2 separate regions of the Homo sapiens genome follow, and region 1 is linked to region 2. A link is a contact called in ENCODE Hi-C or POLR2A ChIA-PET data. All regions are on one chromosome and are shown on one strand. The core of a region is the stretch at or near the end of the contact, and the rest is flanking DNA. Distances in the headings are between cores, read along the strand shown.

What was found. Hi-C counts contacts between places; a loop is a spot of excess contacts on that map. ChIA-PET counts read pairs that join two places held with the same protein, here RNA polymerase II (POLR2A). Pooled maps may share reads with other maps.
Region 1: a pooled map shows a loop between it and region 2 (5-fold over the local background). The contact joins two enhancer-like sites. A Hi-C loop is called at or near these places in 1 of 37 single-sample maps with no recorded cell type and 5 of 50 pooled maps. POLR2A ChIA-PET finds 5 or more read pairs at or near these places in 1 of 52 experiments (AG04450).

The regions. Positions count from the first base shown.
Region 1 is chr2:102,657,814-102,661,491 of GRCh38, forward strand. It overlaps SLC9A2 (solute carrier family 9 member A2), which reads left to right. Exons shown (of 12, transcript NM_003048.6): 2 at 1-214. Among named protein-coding and RNA genes, the nearest start is that of SLC9A2, 40 kb to the left of the region's middle. Within about 2 kb of position 2,372, at least 3 of the 41 ENCODE cell types and tissues checked have a DNase peak (open chromatin) inside an H3K27ac peak, as active enhancers do.
Region 2 is chr2:102,364,658-102,368,423 of GRCh38, forward strand. IL18R1 (interleukin 18 receptor 1) reads left to right here. Exons shown (of 11, transcript NM_003855.5): 3 at 3,168-3,411. Among named protein-coding and RNA genes, the nearest start is that of IL18R1, 11 kb to the left of the region's middle. RefSeq lists an enhancer at 3,088-3,137. Within about 2 kb of position 2,159, at least 4 of the 41 ENCODE cell types and tissues checked have a DNase peak (open chromatin) inside an H3K27ac peak, as active enhancers do.

The sequences.
Region 1 (3,678 bases), core at 1,122-3,621, 290 kb after region 2:
TTCCATTGGCATTGGGGTGTCTTTGTTTGGTATCTGCCAGATCGAAGCATTCGGCCTCAGCGACATCACTTTGCTCCAGAACCTGCTCTTTGGCAGCTTAATCTCAGCTGTCGATCCTGTGGCTGTGCTTGCTGTCTTTGAGAACATTCACGTCAATGAGCAGCTCTACATCCTGGTCTTTGGAGAGTCCCTGCTGAATGATGCAGTAACAGTGGTGAGTCACATTCACACTGCATGACTCCAACAGGTGGGGGCTGCCCAGCCACCTGCAGTGGCTCTCTGCACCTCAACTGGCAGGGGCGAGACCCTGCACACAGGGTGGTTTCATGAGCAATTGCCCAGGGCCCTTCACTTGGTTTAATGCTCTGACATCACTGTCTTATAATTCTTAATACTTTTAAACTTATTATTTATAATTTATTTATTATCATAAAACTGTCTCCTCATTTTCATTTTGCACGGGGCCCCACAAAATATGTAGCTGGTCTGTGCTGACAAGGCCCTGTTCATGCCAGAGGAACATATGATTTTGGCCTTTGCAACTCTGATGATTTATCATTTTGGCATTTTCAAAAATGATGGTCTTCGATCATAACTTAAAAGCCTTCAGATCCCAGAGTTCTTTGTGAGAAGTAATACTGTCAGTATCCAATGTATATAACACAGGTGAAATGATAATACCTGCTAAGTGCCATTCTCTATCTGGGGATGCTTTAGTTATCATGTTAATGATTTTACGGAAAGTTTTTGTCACACGCTCACTGCTCACTTTCTGTTACTACTCAACCAGCACATTTCTGGCCCTCATCACCTTCTCATAAATGAGTGTTTATTCAGAAGGCACAAATTATTTGTAATCCTCTCTTAGATTACATATAATTAGAGTCAGGGGCTGTTATGATCTTAAGGTTAGCAGAATTTACTTCTACCCTGCCTTCTGAACACAGGCAAGGATTGAGAGAAGGGATGAGAAAGCCTCTCCTTTTACCCACATACCTCCAAAGAGCTCTGTGTCCACCAGTTAAAGACACTCAAGTGATGCTCAATTGATAAATCAGTTAGGGAGCACTGATGATGCTGTTTTCTGTTAGCCACAGCTCGGTAGTAGTAAAGGTGACAGTAATGATAGCCACTAACTTGTGAATGCTCACTTTGTGCTCAGGTCTCTATAACAAATTATGAAACAGGCATTCCTCCCATTATTCAGATAAGAAAAGCGAGGCAGAAAAAGACTGTGTTTAAAGGACTTAATTTTTAATTCCCTCTCCATTTGCTCTTATCATTAAAATGCCATTCCTGACTCATTTAAAAGTCTACATAGTAGGCCGGGTGCAGAGGCTCATGCCTATAATTCTGGGAGGCTCATGCCTTTGGGAGGCTGAGGCAGGTGGATCACTTGAAGGTCAGGAGCTCGAGACAAGCCTGACCGACATGGTGAAACCCTGTCTCTACTAAAAATACAAAAAAAAAAAAAAAAATTAGCTGGGCATGGTGGTGAGCGCCTGTTATCCCAGCTACTTGGGAGGCTGAAGTGAGAGGATCGCTTGGGCCAGTGAGGCGGAGGTTGCAATGAGCCAAGATCATACCACTGCATTCCAGCCTGAGCAACAGAGTGAGACTCCATCTCAATAATAATAATAATAATAAAATAAAAGTCTACATAGAAACCGATTTATTCTCTGTTAGCTTGTATTCTACTGCAAAAGCAAATCCTCAGAATGAATAAAATGTCATCTCTAAGGACATCCATTAACTTCATGTGAACATTATTGTATAGAAGATAATTTATTGATCACAATTTGTAGTATAGATATTTTAAGACAGCTAAGTTACCTCACTTAAGTAACAAAATCCGCTTCATATATTCCATTATTCATGAACTGAGTAGTCATTAACTTAGCAATATTAAATTTTAACTGGGAAACTGCCATAATAGTAGAGACATTTTATAACTCATTCTAATTTCCAGAGGCAGAAGGCATGAAGTTTTCCATTCTGACTTATGCTCGATACGTAAATTTTACCCTGTCGAGGGAGACTGAGGACCTTTGAATGGGAATTCCTGGAGTAAGTCTATTTAGTGCAAAGGGAACTTTACAAAGAAATAAAAGCTCCTGTTGCAGTCCTTCTAGGGCAGCTCAGTAGAGTCAAATTCATTTCAGAATGACACACCAGGCCTCCACACTGCTTTCCCACCTCTGATCAAATTTTTATTCAGACATCTCCGTGGTCCATTCTTTGAGTTTGTCCCAAATCAGATCTCAGGATAGGGTCTGGCTAAGTCACTGTTTAGAGTATGCAAAGGTAGCAGGCCATCCAGACACACACCCTGTGCTTCCTCTCAGGAGGCACAGAGGCACAACTGTGGTTTTATGGAAAGAAAGGGAGGGCTGACCCAGGGAAGGCAGGCGGCCAAAGTGAGAGCTTGTCACTCTACTCAGAAGAAGGGCACAGACAGAGCAAGGCCCTGGCTGGTGCTTTGAGGTGGAAGCTCTTATCAAGGAATGGCCAGAGCCTGTCAGTCAGAACCACTGTCGTGGTTTCATATCTAAGAGCCTCCCTTGGTAACTTACTTGCCCTGGCTGAGAGTCCATGGACTCTCAAAGCCAGACCCACAAGATATCAGGGCATGCCCACAGGTTTGCCAAAGAATAAACTACTAGACGTTTCTCTCGCTGAATTGTCTGAGTACTGTACTGAATTGAGCGTGTGTTAAGAATAATTAGAACAATGGTGTCAAAAATTCTAATTTTATCTCCTAGTCAGGTACCTTCAAAGAATAGAGGTGGAGATGTTTTGTGGAAGATTCTTTGATTCATTCATTCAGGCTTATCTGTAGGAGAGGTTAAAGGAACTCATGGACTTTGGAAAGGTATTAAAAATATGGGCCATGATGCATACAGCAAAAACTGTGAGTCACTAGGAGTTGCAAATAGAAGAATAGGGGTTAGTTTAAGGAACTCACGGACTTTGGAAAGGTATTAAAAATACGGACCATGATGCATACGGCAAAAACGATGAGTCACTAGGAGTTGCAGATAGAAGAATAGAGGTTAATCGGAGAAAATTCATTGTCACAGTATATAATCTCGAGGATGGGTAACATGGTAGGTTAGTGCCATTAACTCCTTTCCCAAATTATGATAAATTCAACATTGAGCTAGAAAAGCTGAAGCGAAGAAAACTTAGCATGAAAATGTCTCAAAGCAAAAGAAATGCAGATCAAACACTTCATGCTATTGTACAGGGCTGTAGTAGATTAGAAGTAACTAGAGACATGACAATTGAAAAAAATAAACGTGTGATTTTTAAATAGGATTGTGGTGTTTTCCGTTAGAATAAATGTTGCATGAAAACTTTCCAAAATTTCCCTATTAGGCAAAGATTTTTCAGATGATTTCTAGAACATGTTAATGCAGCCACTGAATATTCTAATAAATTTTCCGAGAAGACTTAAAGAGTTTCCTCCATCTGCTCATAACCGGGCTTGGTTAAGGAGAGCTGGCTCTGTAGAGAGAAGCCAGTAATGGACCCCAGAGGCCCAGTCACTGTGTGCTGTGGAGTGGAAAGTAACTTTAGGAAGATGGAGGGTAAGCAGTGACCACTTGGATCTTAATTTTGATTTTGCAAACAGCAGAATAGTTCTAAAATTTCATATGCAAAATGATTATCCTGTAT
Region 2 (3,766 bases), core at 909-3,408:
TGTTTTCAAAGAATGTGTATTAGTCCATTCTCATGCTGCTAATAAAGGCATACTTGAGACTGGGTAATTTATAAAGGAAAGAGACTTTATTGATTCACAGTTCTGTATGGCTGGGGAGGCCTCAGGAAGCTTACAATCATAGTGGAAGGGGAAGAAAACATATCCTTCTTCACATGGTGGCATCAAGGAGAAGGCTGAGCAAAAAGGGGAAAAGCCCCTTATAAAAACATCAGATCTTATGAGAACTCACTCACTATCAGGAGCACAGCATGAGGGTAATCACCCCCATGATTAAATTACCTTCCACCAGGTCCCTCCTATGACACATGGGGCTTATGGGAACTACAATTCAAGATGATTTGGGTTGGGGTATAGCCAAATCATATCATTCCACCCCTGGCCTCTCCCAAATCTCATGCTCTCACATTTCAAAACACAATCATGCCCTTCTAACAGTCCCCCAAAGTCTTCACTCATTCCAGCATTAACTCTAAAATCCAAGTCCAAAGTCTCATCTGAGACAAGGAAGGTCCCTTCCTATGAGTCAGTAAATTCAAGAGCAATTTAGTTACTTCCTAGATACAATGGGAGTACAGGCATTGAGTAAATACACCCCTTCCAAATGGGAGAAATTGACTAAAACAAAGGGGCTACTGGCCCCATGCAAGTTCTAAATTTAATAGGGCAGTCATTAAACCTTAAAGTTCCAAAATAGTCTCCTTCAACTCCATGTCTCATATCCAGGTCACGCTGCTGCAAGAGGTAGGATCCCATGGCCTTGGGCAGCTATGCTCCTGTGGCTTTGCAGGGTACATCTTTCTTCCTGGTTTCTTTCATGGGCTGGTGTTGAGTTTCTGGGCTTTTTCAAGTGCATGGTGCAAGCTGTCAGTGAATCTATCATCCTGGGGCCTGGAGGATGGTGGCTTTCTTCTCTTAACTCCACTAGCTGTACTCCAGTGGGGACTCTGTATGGGAGCCCCAACACCACATTTCCCTTCCACACTACCCTAGCAAAGATTCTACATGAGGGTTCCACCCCTGCAGCAAACTTTTGCCTGGACATCCAGCATTTCCATACATCCTCTGAAACCTAGGCGTAGGTTCCCAAACCTCAATTCTTGACTTTTGTGCACCTGCAGCCTCAACACCATGTGGAAGCTGCCAAGGTTTGGGGCTTGCACCCTCTGAAGCCACAGCCTGACCTGGTATCTTGGCCTGTTTTAGCAATGGCTGGAGGGGTAGGATGCAGGGCACCAAATCCCTAGGCTGCACACAGAAAGGGACCCTGGGCCCATCCCAGGAAATCATTTTTTCCTCTTAGGCCTCTGGGCCTGTGATGGGAGGGTCTCTCATGAAGATCTCTGACATACCCTAGAGGCATTTTTCCCCTTGTCTTGGCAATTAACATTTGAGTCCTCATTTCTTATGCAAATTTCTGCAACCAGCTTTAATTCCATGCCCCCCATTCCCACGAACATGGATTTTTCTCTCCTACCACATTCTCAAGCTGTGAATTTTCCAAACTCTTATGCTCTGTCACCTCTTGAATGATTTGCTCTTTAGAAATTTCTTCTTCCAGATAATCGTCTCTCAAGTTCAAAGTTCCATAGATCTCTAGGACAAGGGCAAAATGCAACTAATCTCTTTGCTAAACATAACAAGATTCACTTTTGCTCCAGCTCCCCAAAAGTTCCTCATCTCCATCTGAGACCACCTCAGCCTGGACTTTATTGTCCATAACATTATCAGCATTTTGGTTAAAGCCATTTAACAAGTCTTTAGGAAGTTCCAAACTTTTCCATATTTTCTTATCTTCTTCAAACTGTTCCAACTGTTCCAAACTGCCCTCCAAACTGTTCCAACCTCTGCCTGTATGCAGTTCCAAAGTCACTTCCACATTTTGTGTATCTTTACAGTAGCACCCCACTTCTGGTACCAATTTACTTTATTAGTCCATTCTCACACTGCTAATAAAGGCATACCTGAGACCAGGTAATATATAAAGGAGAAAGATTTAATGGACTCAGTTCTGCAGGGCTGGGGAGGCCTCAGGAAACTTACAAAAGGGGGAAAAGCCCCTTACAAAACCATCAGATCTCATGAGAACTCACTCACTATCATGAGAACAGCATGAGGGTGACTGCCCCCATGATTAAATTCAAGATGAGGTTTGGATGGGGACACAGCCAAACCATATCAGAATACTTCTATCACATCACTTCCTCTTTATGTTGTGGTTAACAATTTTGAGTTAAAACCAGACTGCTGCTTTGAGAAACAAACCCTGACTATAGAGAAGGCATTCTGTCCATGTCCTAAGGGAAATGTTTCGTTCAGTTTAAATACTCTCATTCTCAAAATGTGGTAAAAGTGCACCCGAGAGTCACTGGAGGGTAGATTATGAGAAAGACCCATTAATGCTGAACTTGAAGTACCACAAGTGCCGAAAGAGGGGAACGAGCACCTATCCTGGGTAGATGATGGTCAGATATATTTCCAAAGCCAGAGAATCTGGGTCAATTGAGAAAGAGGGAAAGTGACAGATATGCAAATTTGGATTGATATTATATTAATGAATTCTTGATTATCCACATGGTGACCTACAGTAATAATAAATGTACACACACTGTAAGTTACATAGGCACACTTTTAACCATCCCCACACTTACCAGGGAATGTTAGATAGGCAGGGTGAATGCAAGGTGAGTGAGATTTCTGATGGTGCAGAGGAAGAACGCCAAGGTTGCTAGATTTCTTGTTTTCTTTTCTACTGAGACTCCTCAGCAGGGTATATTTTGAGGTAGGTATGGCAGCACCGTGACTTCTGTGGCTTTCCCTATGAAGAAGTTGTAATGTGTAATATTTTCTTCTAAGAGGTGACACAATTATCAGTCTTCTAGCTATGGTTGGTTAAGTTCTGATACCTTCCTGTTGGGGAGAAACTGTCAGAAGTTGTGTTTTCATCTATGTTCTGAAAGTGCCTTATCCTTTCTAGTGTTGGAAAGATTGACGCAAAAATAAAGAACCCACAGGAAATTGACACCGAGATTTCTCAGGACTTTCTTGCTAACCTTGCTTCTTCACCTAATGCATTAGGAGACCAAAAAAAGTTACCTTGTCATTTTGGTTTTTGTTTTTATTTATTTTACTTTACTAATCTTTTGAAGAATCTTGTACTTCACGTCCCCACATTACTGTGGTTGAAGGGGAACCTTTCTATCTGAAACATTGCTCGTGTTCACTTGCACATGAGATTGAAACAACCACCAAAAGCTGGTACAAAAGCAGTGGATCACAGGAACATGTGGAGCTGAACCCAAGGAGTTCCTCGAGAATTGCTTTGCATGATTGTGTTTTGGAGTTTTGGCCAGTTGAGTTGAATGACACAGGATCTTACTTTTTCCAAATGAAGTGAGTAACCCTTTCTTTTCAAAATGTATTTCACAGCCCTCTTGTCCTTTGTTCAGCAACTCAAATATGCAGTAATCTGAAAGGTCAGATAATCACCACATCCTTTTCTTTCCTACTCTTCCTATGACATGAAATACATTCTTTGTTATGGAACAGAATAAGTTTATCTCTCTCTGCTTATTTTCTTAGTGACCTTAATGAAAGGAGATTACTTTGATAGGATTTCCTTTTAGGGGATCCTTACCAATGACAAGTGACGATTGCATGAAAGTCAGTTTTAAAATTCAGCTGCTCCTGTTGTCTACATGCCCCCAGTCAAATGAAATCAGCAGCTCGGACTTCACGATAATATTAA